Linked DNA regions of Homo sapiens: region 2 is linked to region 1. A link is a loop called in an ENCODE intact Hi-C map of the cell type or tissue named here. Cell type or tissue: Caco-2. All regions are shown on one strand. Links, peaks and the distances in the headings refer to the core of each region. The heading gives the core; the rest is flanking DNA.

Region 1 (16,052 bases), core at 6,074-8,573:
TCTTTGGTCCATTTTGATTTAATTTTTGTATAAGATGTAAGCAAGGGGTCCAGCTTCAATTTTCTGTATGTTTGCCCATTTTTAATTCGATTTTTTTTCTATTGAGTTCTTTATTCTGGTTATTAATCCCTTGTCAGATGCATAGTTTGCAAATATTCATATTTTCTCCCATTCTGTGTATTGTCTCCTCACCTCACTGATGGCTTCTTTTGCTGTATAAAAGCTTTTTAGCTTGATGTAATCTCATTTGTCCATTTTTTTGCTTTGGTTGCCTGTGCTTTTGAGTTCTTATTCCAGAAATCTCTAACCAGAACAATGTCCTGGAAAGTTTCTCCAATGTTTTCTTGTAGTAGTTTCATGGTTTGAGGTCTTATATTTAAGTATTTACTCCACTTCTATTTGCTTTTTGTATATGGTGAGGGATAGTGGTCTAGTTTCATTCTTCTGCATGGGTATTCAATTTTCCCAGCACCATTTATTGATGAGGCTGTCCTTTCCCCAAGGTATGTTCTTGGCACCTTTGTCAAAAATAAGTTGACTGTAAATGCATGGATTTCTGGATTCTCTATTCTGTTCCATTGGTCTACATGTCTGTTTTTATGCCAGTACCATGCTATTTTGATTACTATAGCTTTGTAGTGGTATTTGAAGCGAGGAAATTGATGTGATTCCACCAGTTTTGTTCTTTTTGCTCAGGATTGGTTTGGCTATTCTGGATCTTTATGGTTCTATATACATTTTAAGATTGTTTCCTTCTATTTCTGTGAAGAATGTCATTGGTATTTTGATGGGGATTGCATTGAATCTGTAGATTGTGTTGGGTAGTATGGACATTTTAAAAATAGTGATTCTTCCAATCCATGAACATTGAATATCTTTCCTTTTTTGTGTCCTCATCAATTTATTTCATCAATGTTTATAGTTCTTGTTGTAGATAACTTTCACTTCTTTGGTTAAATTTATTCTTAGGTATATGTTTTTATTTGTAGCTATTCTAAATAAGATTACTTTCTTGGTTTCTTTTTCAGATTGTTTGCTGTTGGCATATAGAAATTCCACTGACTTTTGTATGTTGATTTTGCGTCCTGAAACTTTACTGAATTTGCTTATTAGTTCTAATAGTTTTTTTGTGGAATCTTTAGGTTTTTCTAAATATAAGATCATATCATCTCAAACAAGGATGATTTTAACTTTTTCCTTTCCAATGTGGATGCCTTTTGTTTATTTCTGTTGCCTAATTGCCCTGGCTAGGACTTACAGTACTGTGTTGAATAAAAGTGATTAAAGTGGGCGTTCTTGTCTCATTCCAGATTTCAGAGGAAAGGCTTTCAGTGTTTTCCCCATTCAGTATGACACTAACTGTGGGTTTATTGTATGTGGCTTTTATCATGTTGAGGTATGTTCTTTCTATACCCAGTTGTCTGAGAGATTTTATCATGAAGGATGTTGAACTTTATTGGATGCCTTTTCAGCGTTTAATGAAATGATCGTATGGTGTTTGTTTGTTATGGGACAGGGTCTCAGTCTGTTATCTGGGCTAGAGTGGAGTGGTGTGATCACAACTCACGACAACCTTGACTTACTGGTTTCAAGCAGGGCTCCCACCTCAGCCTCCAAGTATCTGGGACTACAGGCATGCACCACCATGCCTGGCTAATTTTTGTATTTTTTTTCTAGACACAAAGTTTGAAACCAAGCTGGTTTCAAACTCCTGGGTTCAAGTGATCTGCCTGACTTGATATCCCAAAGTGCTGTTACTACAGGCATGAGTCATTGCACCCGGTCGATCATATGTTTTTTGTCCTTTATTCTATTGATATGATGTGTCACGTTGATTGATCTGCTTATGTTGAACCATCCTTGCATCCTTGGGATGAATCCCACTTGATCATGATGAATGATGTTTTCACTGTGTTGCTCAATTTAGTTTGCTAGTATTTTGTTGAGGATGTTTGCATCTATGTTCATCAGGGATATTGACCTCTAGTTTTCTTTTATTGTTGTGCTTTTGTCTGGTTTTGGTATTAAGGTAATACCAACCTTGTAGAATGAGTTTGGATAGATTTCCCTCCTCCTCGATTTTTTTTTGAATAGTTTGAGTAGGATTGGTGTAAGTAATTCTTTAAATGTTTGTTAGAATTCAGTGGTGAAGCCATAAAATCCTGGGCTTTACTTTGATGGGAGACTTTTTTTATTATTGCTTGTATCTCATTACTTGTTATTTGTCTATTCAGGTTTTGGATTTCTTTATGGTTCAATCTTGGTAGGTTGTATGTGTCTAGGAATTTATCCATTTCTTATAGACATTCCCATGTATTGGCATATAGTTTCTCATAATAGTCTGTAATGATACTTCAAATTTCTGTGGTATCAGTTATAATGTCTTTCTTTTCATTTCGATTTTATTTACTTGGGTCTGCTCTCTTTTTTTCGTAGTTAATCTTGCTAAAGGTTTGTCAAGTTTGCTTATGTTTTCAAAAAAACAATTTTTCATTTTGTGGGTGTTTAGTATTTTTTTAGTCTCAATTTTATTTATTTTTACTCTGATCTTTATTTCTTTATTTCTAATGATTTTGAATTTGGTTTGCTCTTGCTTTTCTAGTTCTTCATTAAGGTGCATTATTAGGTTGTTTATTTAAAGCTTTTCTCCCTTTTTGATGTAGATGTTTATTGCTATAAGCTTCCCTCTTACCTCTGCTTTTGCTATATCCCATAGATTTTGGTACATTGTGTTTTCATTTTTCATTTGATTCAAAAAATTTTTTAAATTTTCTTTTTAATTTCTTCATTGACCTAATGGTTGTTCAGGATCATATTATTTGATTTCCATGTGTTTATACAGTTTCCAAAGTTCCACTTGTTATTGATTTCTAGTTTGGTTTTATCATATTTAGAAAACATACTTGGTATGATTTTATTTGTTTTGAATTTTTTTAGACTCGTTTTGTGGCTTAACATATGATCTATCCTTGAGAATGTTCAATGTACCAATGAGAAGAATGAATATTTTGTAGCTATTGGATGAAATATTCTGTAAATAGCTATTAGGTTCATTTGGTCCATAGTGTAGATAAAGTTCAGCGTTTCTTTGTTGATTTTCTGTATATATGATTATCCAATGCTGAAAGTTGGGTGTTGAAATTCTCAGCTAATTTTGCATTGGGGTATATGCCTCTCTTTAGCTTTAATAATATTTGCTTTGTATATCTGAGTGCTCCAGCATTTGACTTATATATAATTAGAACTGTTATATCTTCTTGCCGAATTGGCCCCTTTATCATTTAATAATGACCTTGTCTCTTTTTACAGTTTTGGTCTGGAAATATATTTTATGTGATATAAATGTAGAGCTACTTTTGCTGTTTTCTGGTTTACATTTGTATGAAATATTTTTTCCCACCTTTTATTTTCAGTCTATGCATGTCTTTATAGGTGGAGTGATTTTCTTGTAGGCAACATATGGTTGAGTCCTATTTTTATCCATTCAGCCACTCTGTCTTTGGATGGGAAAATATAGTTCATTTACATTCAATGTTATCATTGAAGGTAAGGACTTCACTATTGCCATTTTCTTTTCTGGTTGTTTTGTTGGTCCTCTTCCTTTCTTTCTTCCTTCTTGTCTTCCTTTGTGTAACAGTGATTTTCTCTGGTAGTATTTTTTTAATTTCTTGCTTTTTATTTTTTGTGTATCTACCATAGGTTTAAGTCTTGTGGTTGCCACAAGGCTTACAAATAACATCTTATAACCAATTATTTTAAGCTGATGACAACTTAACTCTGCTTACAAACAAGCAAAGAGAAAACTGAAACACTCCACATTTTAATTCCTATCCTGCTTTTAGACTTTTTCTTGTCTCTTTTTATGTCTTTTATGTTGTCTATCACTTAAAAAGCAGTCATAGTTGTTATTTTTGGTAGGTTTATCTTTTACTCTTCTTGCTGAAGTGCTTTCTTTTATGGATAATTGTTCAATTTGGTGTTCCTGTGGGGAGACAATTGCTAGAGAGTATTTTTCAGCCATCTTGCTCCACCCCTACATATTATTTTATATAATAAATATAATAATATAATCGCTTTATATTTTTGCCTCATCTGTTTGATCACAGCCTCCTTGGGGGCAAGGAAAGTTCAGGTTCTAAGTCTAGTGTTTTTTTTTTTTCTATATTACATTTACCCTACCATTTCACATATGTCATGGACCTTGGATTTTAAAACACAGAATGTCCTTCTGTTATTGATAATAATTACCAGCTTTATTATATAGTAAAGGTTACTTAATGTGTCCTTCGTCTCTATGAAAGGGAGTATTTATAATTTTTTTAATGAGATAACCACCTCATTGCATTTTAATTGCCAGGGATCCTCTGTTTGTAAAAGTCAACATCAAAAGAAGATATCTTATAGTTATAATTGCTCCTTGGCAGAAAGGTTACCACGGATGCTGGAGAACATTCATGGTTAATTTTGTAAAACCATGGCTAATGGGACAAATCACTCAGCCATGGAGACTGTGCAAGCTGAAAGAATATAAAGAGCTGCAAAGGGAGAAGCAGGTTATGGGCTCTGTCCCTGGGCTTCCGAGAGGTTCATGTCAAAGAGAAAGCAGGCAGATGTGACTCACTCAGTCAGCTGTGGGTGGTGGTGGCCTCAGCTGTCACAGCTGGGCTGACATCAGCAACATGTGATTGATATCAGTGCAAAGGCAGCTCCCAGCCAGCCAGGAGTGTGTGGCAGGAACAACCAGGGCTTGAATCCTGTGAACAACCAGGGCTTGAAAGTCTTCTGTTGGGGACAACAAATAGGAGCAGTGAACCCTCTCTTGCCTCCCAAAGTCTGACTAGGCTCAGGGACTTGGAGAGTTCATCTCAGAGGTGTTGTGACTTGTCCTAGATGACACAGAACATTAGAGGTCAGGCTGGGACTAGCAACTGGATCATCAAACTCCCAGGCCAATGCTGTCTTCATAGACCGCCCAGAAAAGGAAGACATGAGCAGATTTTTAAGAAGTTGTAAAATCAGGTTAAAATCAACCTGACACTTGAACAGCTTGCTTCTTCAAAACAAAAAAATGGTCTTTCAGGTATTCAGTAACTGCAGTGATTTGACACAGCAGCTTATCATTATTTCCTAGAGGTGATTCTTGTAGTTTAACCCAGAGAAATATTTCAGTAGTGCAGTCATCATGTATTTGCTGATCTTTATTGATGTATAAGAAACAACAGCAGTGATACATGCAAAAAGGAGATTTAATTGGGGAATCTTTTCCCATGTAAGCAACACTGTGCCATTCAAACAAGAAGCAGTAGTGCATAATTAAATCTATAATCATTGAAAAAATCATTTTAAAAGATAATAAACAGCTTGAATTTGGTAAACACTTCACTTATTCAAAATACTTTGATGAATTCTATCTCATTTGATCTTCACAGCTACTTCTGTATAACTTAGGAGAAAGTAGTAGTCACCTATTTTGTAGATGAAGAATCTGAAACCAGAGCACCTTGGCAATTTGCCCACAATTACACAGCGGTTACTACTAGAGCCAGGACTAGAATCTTGATTCTTTATTTAGTGCTTTTGTGTAATAAAGTTCACAATGTCCTATCTGAAATTTTGAAATACAAACAATAGCCTAAGTTTATTTATTTTTTTCTTTTCTAACTTATTTGATGGTAAAACTACCTGTTCTGAATGACTTTTGGTAACAAAACCTGTTTTGAGATGACAGGAAGCTCTGTGTTGTTCTCTTTAGGGAGAAGATTCATGTTTCAGAGCAGAAATGTTAATGCGTTCAGTTACAGGATGCTGCCCCAGACCAGTGTGTTCTGTTTGTTATATGAACCATATTGTCTTTCTAAAGTCCAAAAATTTTCTGAATTCAAAAGCGCATCTGAACAGAAGAGCTTTGGATAATAATTGAAGTAGACTGCCTGTGTCTTCTTCTAGTGAGGAAATGAGATGTTTACATTAATTAGATATTCTGGTTTATAGTCACCATAGGTACAATATGTGTATTGCTAATATTGAACAAATGAGACTGTGATGAAATCCCCTTAATATTGACTCAGCAGTTGTTGTGAGGGTTAAATAAAATAATTCAGGCAAATCAATTGGCATAGTGTCTGGTTCATAGGACATATTTCATAACTAGAGTGTTAACTGCTATCTTTCTTAATAAACTTTGTATCCTCGTATCACAGATGAGGAAATGGTAATAGGCAGAGAGGTTAAGTAACGTGCCCGAGGCCACACAGCTAGTAAATGACACCACCAGAACTGGACACCCAGGCTACCTCTCACACTCAAAGCATATGTATAACCAGTAGGGTATATATTTTCTTGGATCTTTCAAGAGGCTGTAGAAATCCTTCCAGATCATCATTATGAAAATTAATTACCAAATCATTGGACTGTAGCATGTGGAAGTGCTGTTTAATAGCCTGCTGGTTAGGCCAGATTTTGCTGGCTAAGGAGAGAGAGGGGGAGAGGGAGAGAGGGGAAAAGGAAGAGGAAGGGAGAAAGAGACAGAGAAGGATTAAACTAATAGAAAATACCTTACAAATGAAAAAATTGGAATGAGCATAGAGCAATTGGGAAATCTCTATTCTAGAGAATTATTACCAGTTCAGTCACTCCCTTGGATGGATTGAATGAAGTCTTTCTGGGAATTAGATCAAAGAGAAAGCACTCTCAGGGCTTTTCCCAAAATTCTGTGGATCAGGTTGATGAAACTTATGGTTGGGGGAAAATAATTTTGTGTTTAGATAATGAGAATTTCCTCCACTCCCACCCATTCCTGGCTTTTCTCCCTGTGGCTTTTTTGCCTACTTGGTTTCCTTACTCTGAACCTAGGAACTATCTTTTTTTAACCATGCTTTGGAGGGGAGTGCCTGCCCTTTGAAGGTGGGGGAGGCAGGTGGGCCCAGAGAGGAGAGGGCAAGCACAGAAGGCAGCAACACAGGAGATGAGAGGAGAGCAACGTTTGCCTCAAAAATGGATTCTGATCCCGAAGCAGCTTTCCTGCGACTACCCCCGTCCCAGACGGTGAGAGGAGAACTTGAGAGCCTGGTGCTTGTGGTCTGTCAGAACAGGCTGGCAAGAAAGTGAGCCCCTGGGAAGCTAAGCCTGACATTAAAAGGACTCGGTCTATCCTGTTGGCAGCTGCTGCAGCTCACCCTTGTGCGGTGTGGCCTCAGCGCATGTCTGGCTTTATTTGCTATTTGGGGCGCGGCACTTGAAAGGTGCCCCCTCCCCCAGACTCCTTGACATTTGTCCAGAGATTAATTGAGCTAATCCCCTTCTTGGAAGAATAGGTTGGGAAGTCTGTGTTCAGGGAGGGTAGGGAGGCAGGCTGGGACTGAAGAGGCATGCATTAATAAGGGTGCTAGGGCTTGCTGGACCCTTTGAAGGAAGAAAAGCAAATTTCTCTGCTGTTCCTGGACGAGGCTGACAGGTGGGCAGGGAGACTGCAGTTTCTGTGTTTCGCCTGGCTTTGCCAGAAGGTCTGTGCGCACCAGCAATAACGACTCTTGACAGCACCAGCTGTCACTCAGGGATGAATTACTCCCAGGACACCTTGGCCTGCCATTCTCATCTCTTGTACTAAGGGCAGAAGGTGAGAGCCCCAAGACAGGCTATCCTGACAGGGGAGGCACATATTACTTGAATACTTGTCTGGGATGGTTAGAAAAAGTGCATTTAAATTTTGTTTTGAATTAGACATTAAAATTAAACATCATTTATTATTTTGTATTTTTGATGGAGGGACGAAGACAGGGGAACATGAACATTGTTTTCTTATGCTGTGTGCAACTGTCCATATTTTGGGAGGGGACACAAAGCTTTTCACCTTACCGTACAATAATCATAGCTAGAATTGGCAGGGTACTATCATTTCTGCCTGTAATCCCAGCATTTTGGGAGGCCAACGTGGGAGGATCATTAGAAGCCAGGAGTTCAAAACCAGCCTGGGCAACATAGGGTGTGTCTCTACAAAAAATAAAATAAACTTAGCCAGATGTGGTGGCATGTACTTATAGTCCTAGATACTTGGGAGGCTAAGGTGGGAGGATCACTTAAGCCCAGAAGTTTGAGGCTGCAGTGAGCAGAGATTGTGCTACTACACTCTGGCCTGGGTGACAGAGTAAGACCTTGTCTCTAAAAATAGTAGTAACAACAATAGCTAGCATTTATTGAGTTGTTGTGTTCTAAGCATTTTATATGTATTAATTCTTCTTTCTTTTTAAACTATACTGTAAGTTCTGGGATACATGTGCAGAACATGCAGGTTTGTCACATAGGTATACTCGTGCCATGGTGGTGTGCTGCACCCATCAACCTGTCATTTACATTAGGTATTTATCCTAATGCTATCCCTCCCCTAGCCCCCCACCCCTCAACAGGCCCCAGTGCGTGATGTTTCCCTCCCTGTGTCCATGTGTTCTCATTGTTCAACTCCCACTTATGAGTGAGAAGATGCGGTGTTTGGTTTTCTGTTCTCATGTTACTTTGCTTAGAATGATGATTTCCAGCTTCATCCGTGTTCCTGCAAAGCACATGAACTCATTCTTTTTTATGGCTGCTTAGTATTCCATGGTGTATATGTGCCACATTTTCTTTATCCAGTCTATAATTGATGGGCATTTGGGTTGGTTCCAAGTCTTTGCTATTGTGAATGGTGCTGCAATAAACATACGTGTGTGTGTGTGTTTTTATAGTAGAATGATTTATAATCCTTTGGGTATATACCCAGTAATGGGATTGCTGGGTCAAATGGTATTTCTGGTTCTAGATCCTCGAGAAATTGCCACATTGTCTTCCACAATGGTTGAACTAATTTACATTCTCACCAACAGTATAAAAGCATTCCTATTTCTCCACATCCTCTCCAGCATCTGTTGTTTCCTGACTTTTTAATGATCGCCATTCTAACTGGCGTGAGATGGTATCTTATTGTGGTTTTGATTTGCATTTCTCTAATGACCAGTGATGATGAATTTTTTTCATATGTTTCTTGGCTGCATAAATGTCTTCTTTTGAGAAATGTCTGTTCATATCCTTTGCCCACTTTTTGATGGTTTTTTGTTTGTTTGTTTTTGTTGTTGTTTTTGTTTTGAGAGAAGTCTCGCTCTTGTCCCCTGGGCTTGAGTGCAATGGCTCGATCTCAGCTCATTGCAACCTCCACCTCCCGGGTTCAAATGATTCTCCTGCCTCTACCTCCCAAGTAGCTGGGATTAAGGCACCTGCCACCATGCCCAGCTAATTTTTGTATTTTTTAGTAGAGACAGGGTTTCACCATATTGGCCAGGCTGGTCTCAAACTCCTGACCTCAGGTGATCTGCCCGCCTCAGCCTCCCAAAGTGCTGGAATTATAGGCGTGAGCCACTGTTCCTCGACTGTTTGTTTGTTTTTTTCTTGTAAATTTGTTTAAGTTCCTTGTAGATTCTGGGTATTAGCCCTTTGTCCGATGGATAAATTGCAGAAATTTTCTCCCATTCTGTAGGTTGCCTGTTCACTCTGATGATAGTTTCTTTTGCTGTCCAGAAGCTCCTAGTTTAATTAGATCCCATTTGTCAATTTTGGGTTTTGTTGCCATTGCTTTTGGTGTTTTAGTCATGAACTCTTTGTCCATGCCTATGTCCTAGGTTTTCTTCCAGGGTTTTTATGGTGTTAGGTCTTACATTTAAGTATTTAATCCGTCTTGAGTTGCTTTTTGTATAAGGTGTAAGGAAGGGGTCCACTTTCAGTTTTCTGCATATGGCCAGCCAGTATTCCCAACACCATTTATTAAATAGGGAATCATTTCCCCATTGCTTGTTTTTGTCAGATTTGTTAAAGATTAGATGGTTGTAGATGTGTAGCATTATTTCTGAGGCCTCTATACTGTACCATTGGTCTATATATCTGTTTGGGTACCAGTACCATGGTGTTTTTGTTACTATAGCCTTGTAGTGTAGCTTGAAGTCAGGTATCATGATGCCTCCAGCTCTGTTCTTTTTGCTTAGGATTTTCTTGGCTATACGGGCTCTTTTTTTGGTTTCATATGAAATTTAAAGTAGTTTTTTCTAATTCTGTGAAAAAAGTCAGTCGTATCTTGATGGGGATAGCATTGAATCTAAAAATTACTTTGGGCAGTATGGCCATTTTCACGATATTGATTCTTCCTATCCGTGAGCATGGAATGTTTTTCCATTTGTTTCTGTCCTCTCTTATTTCCTTGAGCAGTGGTTTGTAGTTCTCCTTGAAGAGGTCCTTCACATCCCTTGTAAGTTGTATTCCTAGATATTTTATTCTCTTTTTAGCAATTGTGAGTGGGAGTTCACTCATGATTTGGCTCTCTGTTTGTCTGTTATTGGTGTATAGGAATGCTTGTGATTTTTGCACATTGATTTTGTATTCTGAGACTTTGCTGAAGTTGCTTATCAGCTTAAGGAGTTTTGGGGCTGAGATGATGGGGTTTTTAAATATACAATCATGTCATCTGCAAGCAGAGACAATGTGACTTCCTCTCTTCCCATTTGAATACCCTTTATTTCTTTCTCTTGCCTGATTTCCCTAGCCAGAACTTCCAATACTATGTTGAATAGGAGTGGTGAGAGAGGGCATCCTTGTCTTGTGCTGGTTTTTGAAGGGAATGCTTCCAGCTTTTGCCCATTCAGTATGATATTGGTTGTGGGTCTGACATAAATATCTCTTATTATTTTGAGATATGTTCCATCAATACCTAGTTTATTGAGAGTGTTTAGCATGAAAGGGTGTTGAATTTTATCAAAGGCCTTTTCTGCATCCATTAAGATAATCATGTGGTTTTTGTCATTGGTTCTGTTTATGTGATGGATTATGTTTATTGATTTGCATATGTTGACCCAGCCCTGCATCCCAGGGATGAAGCCGATTTGATTGTGGTGAATAAGCTTTTTGATGTGCTGCTGGATTCAGTTTGCCAGTATTTTCTTGAGGATTTTCGCATCGATGTTCAACAGGGATATTGGCCTGAAATTTTCTTTTTTTGTTGTGTCTCTGACAGGTTTTGGTATCAGAATGATGCTGGCCTCATAAAATGAGTTAGGGAGGAGTCCTTCTTTTGCTATTGTTGGGAATAGTTTCAGAAGGAATGATACCAGTTCCTCTTTGTACTTCTGGTCGAATTTGGCTGTGAATCTGTCTTGTCCTGGGTGTTTTTTTTTTTTTTGGTTGGTAGGCTATTAATTACTGCCTCAATTTCAGAACTTGTTATTGGTCTGTTCAGTGGTTCAACTTCTTCCTGATTTAGTCGTGGGAGGGTGTATGTGTCCAGGAATCCATTTGTTCTAGATTTTCTAGTTTATTTGCATAGAGGTGCTTATAATATTCTCTGATGGTACTTTGTATTTCTGTGGGATCAGTGGTGATCTCTTCTTTATCATTTTTTATTATGTCTATTTGATTCTTCTCTCTTTTCTTTATTAGTCTGGCTAGTGGTCTGTTTTGTTAATCTTTTCAAAAAACCAGCTCCTGGATTCATTGGTTTTTTGAAGGGTTTTCTGTGTCTGTATCTCCTTCAGTTCTTCTCTGATCTTATTTATTCCTTGTCTTCTACTAGTTTTTGAATTTGTTTGCTCTTGCTTCTCTAGTTCTTTTAATTGTGATATTAGAGTGTCGATTTTTAGATCTTTCCTGCTTTCTCCTGTGGACATTTATTGCTACAAATGTCCGTCTATACACTGCTTTAGCTGTGTTCCAGAGTTTTTGGTGCATTGTGTCTTTGTTCTCATTGGTTTCAAATAACATTGATTTCTGCCTTAATTTTGTTATTTACTCAGTAGTCATTCAGGAGCTGGTTGTTCAGTTTTCATGTAGTTGTGCAGTTTTGAGTGAGTTTCTTCATCTTGAATTCTAATTTGATTGCACTGTTGTCTGAGAGACTGTTTGTTATGATTTCCAGTCTTTTGCATTTGCTGACGAGTGTTTTACTTCCAATTATGTGGTCAATTTTAGAATAAGTGCAATGTGGTGCTGAGAAGAATGTATATTCTGTTGATTTGGGGTGGAGAGTTCTGTAGACATCTATTACGTCTGCTTGGTCCAGAGCTGAGTTCAAGTCCTGAATATTCTTTTTAATTTTGTGTCTCGTTGATCTGTCTAATATTGACAGTGGGGTGTTAAAGTCTCCCATTATTATTGTGTGGGAGTCTAAGTCTCTTTGTAGGTTCTAAGAACTTGCTTTATGAATCTGGGTGCCCCTGTACTGGGTGCATATATATTTAGGATTGTTAGCTCTTCTTGTTGCATTGATCCCTTTACCATTATCTTTGTCTTTTTTGATCTTTGTTGGTTTAAAGTCTGTTTTATCAGAAACTAGGATTGCATCCCCTCCTTTTTTCTACTTTCCATTTACTTGGTAAATATTCCTCCATCCCTTTATTTTGAGCCTATGTGTGTCTTTGCACGTGAGATGGGTCTCATGAATACAGCACACTGATGGGTCTTGACTCTTTATCCAATTTGCCAATGGGCATTTAGCCCATTTACATTTAAGGTTAATGTAGTTATGTGTGGATTTGATCCTGTCATTATGATGCTAGCTGGTTATTTTGCCTGTTAGTTGATGCAGTTCCTTTATAGTGTCAATGGTCTTTACAATTTGGTATGTTTTTGCAGTGGCTGGTACCAGTTTTTCCTTTCCATATTTAGTGCTTCCTTCAGGAGCTCTTGTAAGGCAGGTCTGGTGGTGACAAAATCTCTCAGCATTTGCTTGTCTATAAAGGATTTTTTTTCTCCTTCGCTTATGAAGTTTAGTTTGGCTGTATATAAAATTCTGGTTTGAAAATTCTTTAAGAATGTTGAATATTGGCCTTCACTATCTTCCGGCTTGTAGGGTTTCTGCAGAGAGATCTGCTGTTAGTTTGATGGGCTTCCCTTTGTGGGTAACCTACCTTTCTCTCTGGCTGCCCTCAACCTTTTTTCCTTCATTTCAACCTTGGTGGATCTGACGATTATGTGTCTTAGCATTTCTTTTCTTGAGGAGTATCTTTGTGGTGTTCTCTGTATTTCCTGAATTTGAATGTTGGCCTGTCTTTCTAGGCTGGGGAAGTTCTCCTGGATAATATCCTGAAGAGTGTTTTCCAACTTGGTTCCATTCTCCTCATCACTTTCATGTACAGCAATCAAACGTAGATTTGGTCTTTTCACATAGTCCCATATTTCTTGGAGGCTTTGTTCATTCCTTTTCATTCTTTTTCTCTAACCTCGTCTTCATGCTTTATTTCATTAAGTTGATCTTCAATCTCTGGTATTCTTTCTTCTGCTTGTTCGATTTGGCTATTGATATTTGTGTGTGCTTCACGACATTCTTGTGCTGTGTTTTTCAGCTCCATTAGGTCATTTATGTTCTTCTCTAAACTGGTTATTGTGGTTAGCAATTCCTCTAACCTTTTTTCAAGGTTCTTAGCTTCCTTGCATTGGGTTAAAACATGCGCCTTTAGCTCGGAGGAGTTTGTTATTACCCACCTTCTGAAGCCTACCTCTGTCAATTTGTCAAACTCATTCTCCATCCATTTTTGTTCCCTTGCTGGCAAGGAGTTGTGATCCTTTCAAGGAGAAGAGGTGTTCTGGTTTTTGGAATTTTCAGCCTTTTTACACTGTTTTTTCTTCATCGTTGTGGATTTATCTACCTTTGATCTTTGATGTTGGTGACCTTGGGGTGGGGTTTTTGTGTGGAAGTCCTTTTTGTTGATGTTGATGCTATTCCTTTCTGTTCGTTAGTTTTCCATGCAACAGTCAGGTCCCTCTGCTGCAGGTCTGCTTGAGTTTGCTGGAGATCCACTCCTGACCCTGTTTGCATGGGTATCACTGGTGGAGGCCACAGAACAGCAAGGATTGCTGCCTGTTCCTTCCTCTGGAAGCTTCATCGCAGAGGGGCACCTGCCAGATGCCAGCTGGAGCTCTCCTATATGAGGTGTCTGTCGACCCCTGCTGGGAGGTGTCTGCCGGTCAGGATACAAGGGGGTCAGGGACCCACTTGAGAAGGTAGTCTGACCCTTAGCAGAGCTCGAATGCTGTGCTGGGAGAACCGCTGCTCTCTTCAGAGCTGCCAGGCAGGAAAGTTCAAGTCTGCTGAAGCCACCCCTTCCCCCAGGTGCTCTGTTCCAGGGAGATGGGAGTTTTATCTATAATCCCCTGACTGGGGCTGCCGCCTTTCTTTCAGAGATGCCCTGCCCGGAGAGGAGGAATCTAGAGAGGCAGTCTGGCTACAGCGGCTTTGTGGAGCTGCAGTGGGCTCCACCCCATTTAAACTCCCTGGCGGCTTTGTTTACAATGTGAGGGGAAAACTGCCTACTCAAGCTTCAGTAATGGTGGACACCCCTCCCCCGACCAAACTCGAACATCCCGGGTAGATTTCAGACTGCTGTGCTGGCAGCAAGAATTTCAATCCAGTGTATCAGCTTGCTGGGCTCCATGGGGTTGGGGTCTGCTGAGCTATGTGGCTCTCTGGCTTCATCCCCCTTTTCAGGAGAGTGAACAGTTCTGTCTCGCTGGTATCCCAGGTGCTACTGGAGTATGAAAAAAAACTCCTGCTGCTAGCTCGGTGTCTGCCCAAATGGCCTCCCAGTTTTGTGCTTGAAATCCAGGGCCCTGGTGGTGTAGGCATCTGAGGGAATCTCCTGGTCAGTGGGTTGCAAAGACCGTGTGAAAAGCATAGTATCTGGGCCAGAATGCACCGTTCCTCAGGGCACATCCTTCAGGGCTTCTCTTGGCTGGGGGAGGGAGTTCCCTGACCCCTTGCGCTTCCCGGGTGAGGCAATGCCCCACCCTGCTTTGGCTTGCCCTCCCTGGGCTGCGCTGACTGTCTAACCAGTCGCAATGAGATGAGTCCCAATGAAATGAGCCAGTTGGAAATGCAGAAATCACCCGCCTTCTGCGTTGATCTCGCTGGGAGCTGCAGAACAGAGCTGTTCCTATTTGGCCATCTTGCCAGCCACCAGTTATTCTTCTTAACTCACAAAGTAGTTTAGTCTTATCTCCATTTTACAGAGTTAATAAAAATCTCCCAATAAATGCTAGTTGTGGTTGTTGTTATTATTTTTGGAGAAGAGGTCTCACTCTGCCACTCAGGCCAGAGTGCAGTGGCACAATCTCAGCTCACTGCAGCCTCAAACTCCTGGGCTTAAGTGATCTTCCCATCTCACCCTCCTGAGCAGCTAGGACTACAAGTACATGACCTGCCTGAGGTCATTTGTAAATGTGGTACCAAGACTCAAACTCAGGCAGTTTAGTTTGTGGCCCTACCCTCTTAACCACTCCACTAGGCTGCATCGCTATCAGAGAGAAGAGAATAAGCATTTTGCCTGGGCTGGTCCCAGGTTAGAATATGATTTCAGTTTGATTGAAAAGTTAATTGAAGACGGTGCATCCCAAGAGAACTGAGGATAAAGAGCCACGGTAATCCTTTGAGGCCCCTGGGAACCTCTGAATGATATGTGCCTAATTGTGCATACCTTGTGGAAAATGTGGAGAATGTCCTCGAACTCATGGGATTCCAATCTTGTGCTGTGTTTCTTTGTGAATTATAGTAGATACTATTATAACAAATATGAAAGTACTGGTGGTTAATGAAATAAACTTATCAGAAAGGAGTTCTTACAAGTGGAGTTTCTATTGATGTCTGCTATGAAAACTATTAATAATAAGGAGTTTAAAAAATGTCATCGAAAGGTGAAAGGAAATCTGCAGAGGTATGAATATCAGTTCATTCTTTATCAGAGGTAAGAGAACTAGGTCACAGAGATTGCTTTTGGGGAGGGGCTGAAATGACAGACGCTAATGTCAGAACAATGACTGGAGAGTTTTTAGCATATCTTTATGGTTTTTGAACACAATGAGCAATCTTCGATTTGGGAGCAGCTGACTTGTCCCTTCTTTGTAGCCACTGTCCCAGCAGGAAACACACATGCAGTCTCTCTTCTTCTAGCCATTTTTTTTCCCCATTGTGAGGATGGGTCTCTCCCGGTATGAGACCCCAGTAGCTAGTTTCAAGTGGGTTAAGAAAAAGAAGGAAGAATAGATGCAGAATC
Region 2 (16,052 bases), core at 6,770-9,269, 96 kb before region 1:
AAGATATACCTGGCAGCACAAAGAGCAAGAGGACATGAAATTTGCAGGGCTATACCTGTCCTTTCACCACCTGCTACTGTGTTTCAGGGCTGAAATTAGGTCAACAGGATAGATCCTGGTAACTAGAATGCATCATGTGCCCTTATTCTCCTTGAGTGAAGATGACTGCTTCTCTATGGAAACCATTTTCTTCTTTTTTAATTTTTTGACAATTCTGCTTTTTGTGCCTGTTTTTTGTGAACTTTTCATTTTGTCCTTCTTTTTGTCTTTTGCCTTTCCTCTTTTCTTCTGCCACCAGAATTCTTCCCTTCTTTCAGTTTTCCCTTTTTAATTCAAACTTTCCCAGTAACATTTATTCCTTCCCTCTCAAATGAAATAAAAATGGCCAGCAAACCAAACTTGGAGATTATATCTAACCTAAACCTTGAACTTAATTTTTTAAATTAAAGATGCACTTTTGTATGTGTATTCACATTCTGTCTTTTCTGTCCTTTAATACTGCATGTTGTTTTGACCCAGAATATGTGCTGACTTAGATCCTTAGCTTTCTCACATGCTTATTGCAAAACAGACAAACAAACAAACAGAAAGCAAAGCAAACCAAAACCTTAGGTGAGGTGGTAAATATTTTTATGATGTTAAAAGAGCAGAGAGTAGGAGACAGTTTATATACACTAGATTTTCCAGCCATATACAAGCATGTTTATTGCAGCATACTTTGTAATAGCAAACAAAAGAAAACAAGAAGCAACAACAATGAAAGAACCAAAACCTGTTGATCAATAAAGGAAAGCATAAAATTATGATATATTCATATTATGACATGTTATATAGGTATTAAGAAGAATGAATTAATCTGCATGGGCTGAACTGGAAAGATGTTGATAATATATTCTTAATTAAGATGGTATGATCATAAGAACGAGACTTCTATATAATATGCGCAGACATATTTGCGTGGGAATAGAGAAAGTGTGGAAAGATGAATACAAATTTGTATTATGGGTTACCTCAGGAGGATAGGGTATAAAAGAGACTAACTCATTAAGAATAAATATTAGTTTTATAATTAAAGAAAATGTAAAAAAGTTTACTGAAAAAAATCTCAATACTGTTTGTATGGCTGACCATGGCTATGTATTTATTCATAGGATTGTCCAAAGGGAACATACTTGCATGTAAATCCCAATATAGCCTTGAATGTTGCAGTGCCTTTTGAGTGGTTCATCAGGCCAAGCAAGTATACATACAAATGTGTGAGAGGTCAACTACAGGGAGAGTGAGTGCATTAAAGATAGTAGAAAGGAGATAGCAAGCCCTGGTATTGTTCAGACTCACAAATCTCTTACATAGGCAGAAGCTCCATTCTCCCACTTGGGCTCATAACAGCTGTCATTTGAAAGATTGGGCATAGCTGACTCTAACATTATGCACATATCTCTTTAAGACAGAAGATCATATGTGTTTGGAGGTGGGTTCTGGAGTTAGATGGCTTTGCTTCCTGACCTAACTATGTCCAAGGTATATAGCAATTAACCTAATTGTGCGTTCGTTACCTTGTTTGTAAAATGAAGATAACAGAATCCTTACCTCACTGAATGGTTCTTGGCCCATAATGAACGTTCCAGCTTGGGTAGAGAAGCTTTGGGAATAGTGAAGGCAGACACATTTTAAAATTCACAGAAATCAGTAGGGGACACAGTTAGGTAGTGCCTACCTTGGATTGGAAATGAACATGGAATGGTCACTATCATTATATGTTAACAATTCTAAAGTGTTTTCCATCTTCCTATTTTGTAGACCACCATTTTCAGCACATTGGCCAGTGAGAAGTCCTTATCTGACTGCAAAAAGGTAAGTCAGCATCCAAGAATTCCAGCATACTGTCAGAGTAATAAAGGCTTCAGAGTTGGTGATATTCGAATGAAAAGCTGCGATATCAGTGAGGATGTTCTGATGGAATATTATGGCTCTCTTTCTTTAGAGATGGAAATGTGAATGGTTTACTTTAAGGATGTGGGAAACTCCATTATTTGACAGTATTTTGTTATAGAGAAGCTCTGGTTCCATATATTTACATCTCACTATTATCTGATACTTTATCCTGGCAGATGAGCATCAGGGGAGTTCAGAGAATGCTGTATAAACTGCATTGCAGGCTTCTATATCTTTGTTTGTAAATTTAAATATAATAAATGTAAACCTAATATAATGTAAAAATAATTTTGTATTTTGAAAGCTGATCATATAGCATAAAAATCTGGTTTGGATTCACCACAGTCAAGCTTGAGAAGTTGTCATGCTTTGCAAAAGGATTAGCTTCACTAGCATCTGATGGAAGACATCCCTGTGATAGATCAACTTTGAAGACTCCCTGCTATAGTCTTGTGTCTAATTCCTGGCTTTTGCAGGCCAGGGGTCACATTTATCCACCTCTTTAATCTCAGATTTAGCTAGATATTCTCCTTTTGGGGGGAAGAGAAGTGGCTTCATAGTCCAAACAACTCAAATTCTTTGACACTATCTATTGATACAGAAAACCAGCTGCATATAGAGTTGACCTGTGCATAATATATAATTCCTTGGCATTTCTTAAGATTTTATATTATGGCATTGTCTGCTGTGCCGCTTCTATTTCTAATGTTGCTTGATATGGAAGTAGGTAGCAGAGTTACTTACCTTTAAAGGTGGTGTGAGGGCCTACTGCTCTAAGTACCATTCATTTAATTATTTTGATAATTTTAAAATCTATTTTATTACATCTCCATCTTCACTGAATTATGCTATATTTGTCTTGTTCTCTGCATTGAGTTGTATGCTGCCTGAGAATGAAGACCATGTATTATTTTTAGAATTATAGATCTTGGCTAGGTGTGGTGGCTCATGCCTATAATCCCAGCAGTTTGGGAGGCCGAAGTGGGTGGATCACGAGGTCAGGAGTTCAAGACCAGCCTGACCAACATGGTGAAACCCCATCTCTATTCAAAAAAATACAAACATTAGTGAGGTGTGGTGATGTGCGCCTGTAATCTCAGCTACTCAGGGGGCTGAGGCAGGAGAATTGCTTGAACCCAGGTGGTGGAGGTTGCAGTGAGCTGAGATTGCGCCACTGCACTCCAGCCTGGACGACAGAGTGAGTGAGACTCCGTCTCAAAAAAAAAAAAAAAAAAAAAAAGAAGAATTATAGATCTTAGAGAATGAGAAGCACTTCTATGGGACTTCTAGTCTCACCTTTTTACTGGGGTGGGACTGCCACTGATATCATTTATAGATGGACCTCTATCTCTTAACTGGATATTCTATTGTCAGGGAACCCAGTGAGCCTATGTGTCAGGCACACTAATGTGCACTAGGGAGACAATCCACAGTGTTAGCAAGTTCTTTATTCTACTGAGCCAATAGCTGTCTCCTTTAGATTCCTTCCTAGATATTTAAGTATGAAGCCAGTTAATATGTTTTTCTGAATCTCCTTTCTACCCCATCTCCAGGCTAACAATTTTCCTTTTTCATTTCAATGGGACATTGATATGATTGATTTCCAAGAGCATGGACTATGAGATCATGTTTTCTGGTTTTGAAACCTGGCTCTGCTCCTCACTACTTATGTGATTTTGGGTTGATTGTATAACCTACTGGTTCCTTACTTTTATCATCTGTAAAATGGGCATAATAATTGTGCCTATCTTATATAGTATAAGAATTCATACATATAAAATGATTACAAAATTACCCAACACATAGTGAATGCTGTATTAGCTATTATTATTATTGCTTCTAGACAAGATTATCCTTTTTTTTTTTTTTTTGGCTCACACAATCTTTGTTATTGATGTCAAGAATTGTGTGTCATCTCCAGATGTGGTCTGTCTGGCAGAAAGCATCACGGGACTTCTCACTCTACATTCAGCAAGCTTTGTTTACACACCTGGTGTATGCCAGGTATGTTATAAGGTGTGGGCTATGATGTGAAGGCAAGCTACAGGTTTTCTTAAGTGTAGCACCACTACAGTGTAAGATGGCATCAGTTTCTACTTATGAGCCATATCTTTCTGTTGGCTATGTGAAGTTTGAAGTCTTGTGCGTGGCCTTAAGGCATTTTCACATGAGCTGCTGTTAAAACAGGACTTTCTTTTATATTTATGTAAATGATTCCTTGAATATGAAGATAGGACATTTAGCTATTCCTACTGGTTTTTAAAAATTTTGATCAATTAATTTTCTGAATTATCCAATTCTGTTATTAGGCTTATTCACTATTTCTCCCAGTTCAATGTCATGCACAAATCAACATAGCATAGTCAATTTCTATGACTTCAATTTTATCCATCTAATCAGTTAACAAGTGTTCACAGAACATCTGCTATGTGACATGCATTGGACTGTCATGATGAACAAATCACATATGTATGATCTTTACCCTCATAGAACTTATAGATATTAATAAAGTAATTAGCAAAATTGTGATTGATGATATAATTTTTTTTAAGTTGAGAGCTCATGGGATCCCATGCCAGGAGAACCTAACCTAATCAAGGCGTCAGGGAAAATTTCCCTGAAGAAATGATGTTCAAGCAGAGATCCAAAGAATGAATGAGATTTGGCTCCATGAGCACAACATGGTGGCAGAACAGCAGGTGTGAATGTCTATAGGTGAGGGGGAGAACTATACAAAATTCAGAGTGCCTGAAAAATGACAACTTGAATTGGAAAAGATGAGCAATGAGGTCCTGGTACAACTATATTAAGAGTTTAAATTATTCTCAGGGTAATGAGAAATTTTTAAAGGGCTTGAATTTGGGAAAGTCGGTGTATGTGCCATGATATGATTTTTAAGATCACTTGGTTACTGAAGGACAGAAGAAGCAGGATTTAGATGTGAAGTCTAATTATAAGGCTACTGCTATAATCTAGGCAAGAGATAATAGTGGCCAGGATCAGAATAATGGCAGAGGGGAATCAAGAAACATTTGAGTATTTCTCAAAATCAACAGTATATGATAGTTTGGTTATGGGAAAGGAAGCAGCTAAGGACAATTCTTAGATTTCTGACATCGGCTAGTGTCAGAATATTGGTGCTATTTTCTGAGACAGGAACCACTAGCAGAGGACCATATTTAGGGAAGAAGTTGATGAGTTCACAATGGTATATGTCATTTTGGTGGTATGTGTAAGATCTAGTAAGGATGACTAGCAGACAGCTGGACATTTTGATTTATAATTGAGGAAAGCATTCTGAGCTGGATATATGGATATGAGAGGAATATGCATAGAGAGAATGATTATAAGAGTGGGAATGGATGAGATTACCCAGAGATGGTGTGTAAGGCAAAAAGGAGGAGGGTTTTCAAGAGTCTTGAGGAAAGTTAACATGTAAGAGCTGGGAGAAGACTATGGATTTTGGAGGGAAGAGGGAAACTGAGAGGCCACGGAGGTTGGAAGACACCAGAAGAATGTGATGTCTGAGAAATCAAGTCAATAAAACATTATCTATAAAAAAAAGAGGTAGTCGTAAATATCAAAACTGTTGCTAAGTGATTAAGTAAAATAAAGACTGAAAAGTATCCGTTGGCTTTCTTAATACCATAGGCTTTTTGGTTTTATTGAGATCGAAGTGATGGACACAGAAGCCAGATTGTAGTGGGACTGGGACTTAGCTGGGATAAAGAAATAAAAAGTCTCCCTGCTTTGACAATTCTTACTCACATGAATTCTATCCCTTCTTCCTTCCTTCCTATTGCAGGGCAAGATGGACTTAGTAGGGATAAAGAAATAAAAATGGTAAAATAGAGTCTTCTAAAAGCAATTTGTTGCAAGAGGAAGGAGAGAATTGAGTAGTTGGGTAGGGTTATGGGTTGAGATATGGTATCTTACAATGAGGCATTAGAGTGTGTTTAAATGCTGTAAGAAAGAAAACAATAGGAAGGGAAAGGGGTAAGGATCCACAAAGAAGGTGGGGAATATTCTCTGAGTGACATCATTGAAAGGATTGAAGACTTTGGATCCTAAAGCATGGAATTATCCCTTGGATGGAGGGACACATCTTGCCCTGCAATAGGAAGGAAGGAAGAAGGGATAGAATTCATGTGTTAATATGGAAGGCTGGGCGCTGTGGCTCATGCCTGTAATCCCAGCACTTTGGGAGGCCGAGGCGAGCGGATCACGAAGTCAGGAGATGGAGCCCATCCTGGCTAACACGGAGAAACCCCATCTCTACTAAAAATAGAAAAAAATTAGCAGGGTGTGGTGGCACGTGCCTGTAGTCCCAGCTACTCGGGAGGCTGAGGCAGGAGAATTGCTTGAACCCAGTAGGCAGAGGTTGCAGTGAGCCAAGATTGGGCTGCTGCACTCCAGCCTGGGTGACAGAACGAGACACCATCTCAAAAAAAAAAAAAAAAAAAAAAAAGAGTTATGGAAGCAGGGAGCCAAAATGTGGCCATACCATCAGATGACTCTGATCAATTTATCTTTTTTTTTTTTTTTGCAGGGAAGTGGGATTATTGTTCAACCTCTTTTGAGTCTGCACAACTATGTTATCCATTCATGAGGTAGAACGTTTAAAAACGAAATGTTTAAAGTTATTTACACAAATACTATTTTTTCTATTTTATAGGCAGAAAAATCAAGAGGGACATTGGTAAATATTAATGTCAAGTTACACTATTTTCACAGTATTTATTTAGTCTACAGCTACTCCCCCATAATATTTTATATGGATAGCACCATTCACATAATCAGCAATCTCTGGGCAATCTAGTTTGTTCAAATGAGATCTATCTTAAGAAAATTATTCTAGAGTCTGTGTCACAAATAATGAAATATCTTCTGAGCCAAGGATCCATGCTGCTGACTAACTAGAGGTCTTTTCCACGGTCCACAGACCGTGTCCAATGTACATGAATTTTTTCTACATTCTGAACATTCTTCTCTTATATTCACCACCTTGGTTAATGGCTTCACCACACTTTTTTTTTTGAGACGGAGTCTCGCTCTGTCACCCAGGCTGGAGTGCAGTGGCGCGATCTTGGCTCACTGCAAGCTCTGCCTCCCGGGTTCACGCCATTCTCCTGCCTCAGGCTCCCGAGTGGCTGGGACTACAGGCACCTGCCACCACACCCGGCTAATTTTTTGTATTTTTAGTAGAGACGGGGTTTCACCGTGTTAGCCAGGATGGTCTCGATCTCTTGACCTCGTGATCCACCCGCCTCAGCTTCCCAAAGTGCTGGGATTACAGGCGTGAGACACCGTGCCCAGCCAGCTTCACCATACTTTAATATTATCCCTGGTTTCTCCCTTTCTTTTACTTCTCACATCCAACTAACTGTCAAATCCCGTAAATTCCATTGTGAAACATTCCTGGGATCTTCCTGTCATTTCTTCCCTTTCCTCCTCATCTCTCCTTTAGAAGTTTCCAACAACTCCCTTCTCACTCTTTTCTTATACCACGTTTCCCATATCCACTCCATTTTTCAAAACACTATGAAAGTTACTTTCTGGAAAACAAATAAACTACAAACAAACACATCCGTTTATGTCAAATCTGTAAACCAAAAATAAAATTCTAAGGTCCCCCAATCATCTAAAGGGACTTCCTCCTCAGCCAGAGCTCTTAAAACTTAACCTGAAAGACTGGTTCGGGCCATGAAGGGAACTGGGGTGGGACATGCCTCATTATACCTCTCCAGCATTAACGTCAACACAGACTTTAAGTCTGATCAGAAATATTTTACAGCCTGTTCGCTCTGAAGCCTGTTAGCTAAAAGCTTCATCTGCGTGATAAAACTTTGGTCTCCCCCACCTCTTATCGCAACGCAAACATTCCTTTCTATTGATCCCAGGTCTTTAGACAAACTCAACCAATTGTCAGTCAGAAAATGTTTAAATTTATCTGTAGCCTGGAAGCCCTGCCACCCCTTGAGTTGTCCCGCCTTTCAAACCAATGTATTTCTTAAATGTACTTGATTGATGTCACATGTCTCCCTGACATGTATAAAACCAGGCTGCATCCCAACCACCTTGGGCACAGGTCCTTAGGACTTCCTGAGGCTGGGTCACAGGCATGCATCCTCAACCTCAGGAAAATAAACTTTCTAAGTTAACGGAGACCTGTCTCAGATTTTCTGGGTTCACAAACCTGTACTTAAGAAACACCTGAGGGATTTCAATTTTATTCAAAATAAATCCCAACTCCTCTTGAGAAGTCATTACCATTCCTGTTGTCTCCAGTCTCAACTCAACTTGAGAAGTCATTCCCATTCTCTCCACCCGCATCTCCTGGTACTGCCCTGGAAGCTGGAGTCTAAAGGCCTTGAGCAGACTGCTCCTGAACGTGAAAATCTTGGATAACTGTGCCTGGTGTACAAACTTTTTCTTTTTTCTGGAATGCTTTCCTCTCCCTCTGGTCTGTCTGGAAAACTTTTACACTTTCCTGGAGAGGTCCCTTATATTGTCTCTTTCTTTTCAAAGACTATCTCGATTTCTCCAGTAAAGATGAGAGGTTTTACCTACTGGATTCGTAATATTTTGTACTTAATATAACATCTAACAACAATCACACACTTTGTCTAAAGTTTACCACATCCCCAGCCCTGTGAGAAGTGCTTTACATGGACTATTTAATTTGATTTTTCTAACAACCCTTTAAGGTAGGCAATTACTATTACCATTTTACAGATAAAGCAGTTGGGACCTTCAAACATTATGGAACTTGCTTGAGGACACTCCAGTATTAAGTGTTGGAGCCATGATGTGAATCCAGGCAGTCTGACGCCAGAAACATTGCTTTTAGTGTTTTGCTACCTCCTTTCCCCTTTGGATTTTAAATATTTATGGATCTGGCTTCCCCCTAAAATCAGCTCTTAGAGGAAAGGAACAATGACTGATTCTGTTAGGTATAGTAAAACAATACCTCACAGGTAGTAAGAACTCAGTAAACATTTATTTAATGAATGGATTTGCTATACACATGATTATCAATTGGTGTGCGATTATTCTAATATCATTTTGTTTGTTATTAGAAACAATCCTGCTATATACATGATTATCAATTGGTATGAGATTATTCTAATATCATTTTGTTATTAGAAACAATCTTGCTATATACTTGATTATCAATTAGTATGAGATTATTCTAATATCATTTTGTTTGTTATTAGAAAAATCTTTTTTTCCCTTTTCCTAGGAGTTGAGAAAAGACTATTTATACTCAGCATTTACTCGTGAAGGGAATTTCCACACTGAAATAAGGTGTTAATGGATAGCTGGGGAGATTGAAGTGTTTTGTTTGGCCTGAGGTAGCAAATCCCCAAGGCCTGCCTCCAAACACCACTTTAGAGAGTTATAAGAACCCTTGTTGTTATTTTCAGTCAAAGACCAGTTTATTCCTTAATTTGGAAAACCTAGGAACATCTAGGGGACATACATGAATTTACTCATTCATTAATAATTATTTATTAAGTGCCTCCCATTACAAGACAGTCGTTATTGTTAACATGTTGCAGAGGAAAAAACTAATGTGCTGAAACATGAAATGACTTATTCCAGGGCACATAATAAGCTTTAGTCAGACTCTTAGAGGATAAGCCTAATTCCTATTTTCTCATTTATTCCCTGTACAACCTCTGCATCCTATGCTGTTTAACTAAAACTCACATCTAGAAGATGTGTGTTGCGTTGATGAGCACCAGAGATTGCTCCTCAAGTCTGCTCCATAGTGTCTCATGCCTCCTGTTTTATGTTACTGATGTTTATATCTTTGTATCTTGATATTTTTACATCTCTTGGTGCGGGACTTTTGGACCCAGTTATTTTGACTCAGCAATTTTTGTGCAGGAACATTCTGACATAGCACTGTTGAACCTCCAATGTTTTAATTATTTGAAAGTACAGAGAAGGTGCAAAAAGGATATCCTCACCCCTTCTCCGAGGTCTTGTGACTCCCACCCCTAGGGCATATTTTAGAGGTAGGATAGGAGTGATAGACAGGTAAGTGTGATAGATGGGGTGAGGGTCATGGAAAGGATGAATCCCAGGGATGGATTAAAGTTTAGGGATGTCTGTTTCACAAATTACTTGAAATGAAAAAAATAGTGGTGTTTCCAGTTTGGCATCAAAATGCTGTGCTTCATCCTGCTGTAATTTCTGTCTACATATGGTAACCTAGAATTCCATCTGGAGTCCCTGTATGTAGTCATAGAAATAGGTTCCTGAGGTTGGAATCTTATTTTTAAACTTCAGCTACCATTTTGATGGTTTATTTTACCTTTTTGGTGGGGGAGGGGACTCTGTTTCTCTCTGTGTCTTCCCCTGCTCTCTCTCTGTGAACTTCTGATATCTTAATCCATATAAATGACAACTTTTAAAAAATAGCTTAAAAATTTCATTTAAAAGACGATTTTTAAAAATAATTTAAAGACAGTATTTAGAAAACGTATTCCTATCGTGTAAAAGAGTGTTGGTTTTAGAATATCTGGGATTTCCTAAAGAAAATCTGTTGGCCACTGTAATGGCATTATTGGTGGCTGTGTTATCTCTTCCTTTCAAATGTTGGCTTTGACTTGGGTTCCCTTTCCTGTTACTAATGATGTGAGTGTGTAAGTGTGCGGAGAATGTGCCCATGTGGTCCGTTGCCCACTGGATGAAGTTTTCATTTTTACTAGACATCAGTAATGCTTCATTCACATGGACAATTTTCCTTCAGGAAGAGGTAACTAAGAATAGAGAATGTAATGGGCTATTGGAAGACTCAACCTTTTCATCAATGTTGATGAATAGGTCTCTAGGTAATCACAACTCAAGGTAATAATATCAGTGGTTAAGACATTTACTGTCACAGTCCTTTGAAACTATATTGTGTCTGGCTTCCTCTTTTAATGTCTAGATGGTGTTCAGTGACCTCCACAAAGCTGGTTGGGCAGATTCCCATGACTCTCAGCCTCTTGGCAGAATTTTCAGGCTGGTAGGTCACAGGGACTTCTTCCCATGCCCTGAGAAAAGGCATGAAGACAAAGTCAGCCGTGTCAGCGGGAGGAAATTCCTCAGTTCTCCTCTGGTATGACAGAATGCCATGTTCTGGAGCAGTCACAGCAAAGAATATCATTTCCAGCAAATTTAAACACTGTTTACTTCTAAAATAGATTTTTGGAAGCAGTGAACATTCATTTTTGGCAGAGTGCTGTTTTTGCTGACTTGCTGTAGGGCTCTCTGCTGGATACAGGATGTTAGATACACATTGCAAAGTTCCTATCTTTTTTCATATGTGCCAATACAGGCCACTAATTTATGGGAAGGGAAGTTGCATCACTGTTAAGAGAAGGGAGTTGCTATACTCTTCTCCCCTCCCTTCACCCCCGCCACATCCCTCCTTTCCTCCCTCTTCTCCTGTCACTGTTTCTGCAAAGAAAGAGCTCCTAGCAGTGTTTGGGAAAAGGATTTGTGGTTCTGGATTCCATGTCCTCTCCTTTCAGGCCTTATTGCCCGGCTTTGGTTTTTATTGTTGCATTTTTCCATCCTGCTCTCCTGAGAGGCAGTATGGTGTGGGGGTTAAGAACACAGGCTTGAGGGCTTTATTTCTGAGATTCTACCACCCATGAGCTCTACAACTCTAGCCATGTTACTTAGCTTCTTTGTTCCTCACTTGTTTCATCAGTAAAATGAGACAAAGAATGATATTGACCTACAGAATTGTTGTAAGGATTGAATTTCTGTTTGGATCCATGGAAAACTCTTACAACAGTGTCTCAGTGGGTGTTCGTCATTATTATTTCATCCCTGCGCTCACAGAGAATGGTCTGAGCCTTGGTAGCTTTGAGACCAACTTTATCTTTTTGCTCTAACAGAGCAACAATATCAAGGAAAGTACATCAGTAGACTTGGGCCAACATTAGCATTTGGAAAAAACTTGGACTGTAGTTGCACTGGATAAATACCCTCAGATGGTTCTTTAAATCTTAAGATAATTCTTAATAATTGAAATAGACTCAAGTTCAGTTTTGTTATAAGTTCTAGTTCTATAGAAGCAATGCATTTCTTAATAAATGAAGCATAAAACCTTCTAAACAGTACTGTACAATGAATCTACTTTTCTGTATCTCCAACACCTAACACAATTATGAGCACATAGTAGACATTCAATAATGCTTGTTAATTCCTAACTTTGGCATGATATTATTTCTCCAAAGGCCTCCAGAGTAAGGCTTGAGGTAGAAAAGAAAGGAAGGGGAAGAGTCCCCTCTTGGTATGTCTTCATATGCCAGCACCTGGAACATTCACAGGTAGGAAAAAAGTACCTTATTACCTGCTTAGAGGTACAGAATAAAATACAAAATATTCCTCTCCCTCATATAAATATCCATTGCTTTTTCTAAATGTTCATCTCTTTTCACCATTAGCATTATAATATTTTAGAGGAGGTGTCATTTATTAATGTGGTATGGGCTAGGTAGAGTCAATACTGTGGGTGGAGTGTATTTGTGGGCTTTTCTTTGGATTGAAAGGAAGCATTTCAACATATGGATGGTTTGGGCTGATGAATATGAAGTGCTATGGAAATGTGCACTTTTTTGCTTGCAGTGTAGAAGCCATGGAGATAATTGAGTAGAGTGAATACTGGTGAGTTCCTCCGTGTGATAGCATTACATCTCTAGGCTAGGAATTTTTTATTCTTAAGCGTATGATAATGAAATTTTCATATGGAAAGTCACATATACCCAAGGTCAAACCAAGTAGTCATAGTTCATAGGATTAGAATTCATTGTGGAAAATAGTCTCATGGCCAGAAGAAATGCATTGCGTTTTTATGTGTAACACTTACCCTAAGCCAGAATCAAGAAATAAATAATAATCATATTTTGTTAAGGTATAATTTACATTCAGTAAAATGTAGTGATCTTAAGTGTACAGTTTAATGACTTCAATTTTTAAATTTTAGCAATAGAATCACATCAGTAGCATTACCTGGTGCCTTTTGGGGTGTGGGATTTTTTGTGAATTGGCATTACTGCTAACCACACCACTGCCAATGCTGGAGTATACCCATTATTCCTTCCTGGCAGCTGCTATAATTGTCACTGTCACTTCAGAATAAACAGCACATTTAGATACATGGATGTATAATATAGTCATTGTCTGTAGCAGTATCATTGCTAATAAGAAAGGTAGTTAAGGGCAAATGTCATGGAATATGTTGCTCTTATCCTCTTTGAGCTGTAATTATTGTGGCTGCATCTGCCTGAAAACAAGTTTCAAGAATATGACCTTTGTAGTCTCTGGTTCAGGGATATATTGGAAACAGTAATAATTAGCAGTACAACCCCCCCTTCCCCACACATACACCTTAAAAAAGCTATTTTAAGCTACCAATAAAACACAGGTTTTTCTCATAGCAATTCCAGACAGCCAAATAGTTTAAAGGGGGAACAGAAATAAGAGTCTTGCTAATCTTGCAAACTGTGCATGCAAAGGGCATTTAATAATAGTACTTTTTCTTGCATTTTTTTTTGTTGTTGTTGTGAGCAAATGCTGCAAACTACCAAGTTCAGCTGTGTAATCACTAACTTGATTTCACTCATTTCTTTGTTAAGTACTAAAGATATTATGGTGTGCTTTTGGCTGTAAATTGTCTTTCCCTTGTGATTCTAGAGTTTTTCTGCTTGGTTGCTATATTATTGAGCTTCAAGGGCACTGTAGCAACTTTTTCTCCTTCCTTTTACCTATTTTCCTTTCAGATTTTCCAGAATCTTACATAATCAAGACTGGGCAGTAGTTATTAAAGTATGTGCACGTATACACATGCATGCATTTAATTTTACATAATGTATTCTGGAGGGTGAGCTTTCATAGAGATACAGTCATTCCTCAGTATTGGTTGCAGGACCTCTGTAGATATCAAAATTCACTGAGGTTCAAGTTCCACAGTCCACCCTGAGGAAACCATGGCTATGAAAATTGATCTTTAGAATCCAGGGGTTCTACATCCCTCAAATACTGTGTTTTCAATCTACTGTTGATGGAATCTGTGGATGCAGAACCCTTATTTTCTTAGTCTACAGCAAAATGTGCTAGATGTGAAAAGAAGCAGAAAAAAACGTAAAAGATGAGTCAGTATGAGAAATGGAGCAGAGTTCGTGTAAATTAGATCTCTGTAATGGCCGGCAACTCTTTTTCATAAAAGTGGAGTAATCAGAATACTTAATTTACCTCAGTTAAGAGTGATCACTCTGGCTATTGTTGCTCAAAATGGCACCAAATCACTCTACAATTGAGCTAATTGCAACCTCTGATTTAGTGGCTTAGCGCTGTGATTTTTCTTTTATTTACATAAATGATCTGTGGAGCAAAAGCAATCCCTCCTTTTCTCCTCCTGTTTATTGTTTTTCTTTATTATTTTAATTCCACCCTTTGATGATTGCTATAATCTCCTAAATCATTGCTCATGTTAATCACTAGATAGAACAGCTATGTAATGGTGACCTCAGAGCTGTTAGACTAAGCAGCCAGTATGGTGGGTGCACCATGAGACCCAGACTTACCTGCCACGGACTGTGCACCTGGTCCTGTGAATTCTCTTGCAGGCTCAGGTAAGGCAGAGTCAACAGGATGCAGTGTTTCAGGGAGAGGGCTATTTCTGTGTTTACAAAAGGAGTTGTCCAACTCCATAGAGTTGACCTCTGTGGTCATGTCTAGTTCTAAAACTCTATGGTTTCATTACTTGCTATGATGGAAAATAGTGGTGGTGGTAACAGTAGTGCCAGTAATTCCTTTAGCAGGGTGTGTGTGTGAGTGTGTGTGTGTGTGTGTGTGTGTGTGTGTGTTTAAGAGATGGAGTATGTTGCCCAGGCTGGCCTCAGACTCCTTGGCTCAAGCCATCCTCCAGTCTCAGCCTCCTGAGTAGCTGAGTCTACATGCATGTCACCGAGCTGGCTTTCAGTGTATATTTTTTGAGGAGCTACTGTGTTCAAGTACCAGTTCACATCAGTGACTAAAAGAGATAAAAAAAAAATCCTTTCACCTCAGAATATATTCTATTGGCAGGTGAGACATAATATACAAAACACAAATTAATTAATTACATAGTATCTTAGAATGTGAAGAGAAAAAATAGGAGATTTGGAGGCTCTTGGGGAGGCACATGTTACAGTTTTAAATAGGGTGGTCATTGAGAAGGTATCATTTGGTCAAATGGGATGGAGAGCTAGTTACACAGATCTTTGGAGGAAGAGCACTCCAGGCAGTGGGAACAACCAGTGCAAAACACTAAGACCAGAATGTGCCTGGGGCATATACAGAAGAGTAAGGAGGCCAGTGTGGCTGGGTGGATAAAAATAATAAAGGCTAACATTTATTGAAGGTTTATTATGTGTCAGTGACTGTAATAGACTCTTTTTAGGGATTAATATATTTCATACTTGCAACAGCCTTATGAGGCATGTTCTGTTCCCATCTTTATTTTCAGATAATGGAATGGGGGCACAAAGAGGTTAATTAACCTGTTAAAGGTCACTCGGTAGGCAGATGCAGACTGCCCAGATTCAAATCTAGTCTGTCTGACTCCAGAGTTCACGTTATTTTTTTAACCACTTGTAAAGAACACAAGAGGGTAACAAAAGTAGTTTTCACTTATGGTTAATAGCATTCCAAGTCAATATGAGAGCTCTTCATTGCTTATTGATCAACTCATTAGTGAATACTCATTAATTATATTAATATTACTTATTAATTCATTTTGAAATATATGTTATGTGGCAGGAATTGAATCAAACACCGCCTGGGAGAGGTTTGCTCAGGTTAGTCCCTTTTCTTTTTTCTTTTGCTCAGGCAGATTGAAGGAAGTGCCTGGTATTGTGAGATGGGATTTGCTTATTAGAAACCAAATGTCCAACTTTATGGCTGAATCTGGTGAAAGTGGTGAGGGCTGAGATTTTTGCCTATCATGGCATTATTTTATTTTGTTAGGTCGTGCATTTTGCCTGGAGTTTTTTTTTTTTTTTTTTTTGAGACAGTCTCACTCTGTCACCAGGCTGGAGTGCAGGGGCGCGATCTCAGCTTGCTGCAACCTC

The links. A loop is a pair of places that touch in the nucleus more often than their neighbours do. Peaks named below come from ENCODE experiments on the same cell type or tissue, not always from the same donor. Only the 100,000 strongest peaks of a DNase experiment are listed, where the experiment ranks them.
Region 2: a loop joins it to region 1, with 6 times the contacts of the local background. A loop is called at or near these places in 1 of 110 quality-filtered maps.

The regions. Positions count from the first base shown.
Region 1 is chr4:81,713,848-81,729,899 of GRCh38, reverse strand. No RefSeq gene overlaps it. Among named protein-coding and RNA genes, the nearest start is that of RASGEF1B, 250 kb to the right of the region's middle. In Caco-2, for the core only: no CTCF peak of the experiment used is centred there; a DNase peak (open chromatin) is centred at 7,249; H3K4me3 peaks cover 393 bases.
Region 2 is chr4:81,810,320-81,826,371 of GRCh38, reverse strand. No RefSeq gene overlaps it. Among named protein-coding and RNA genes, the nearest start is that of RASGEF1B, 350 kb to the right of the region's middle. In Caco-2, for the core only: no CTCF peak of the experiment used is centred there; a DNase peak (open chromatin) is centred at 7,801.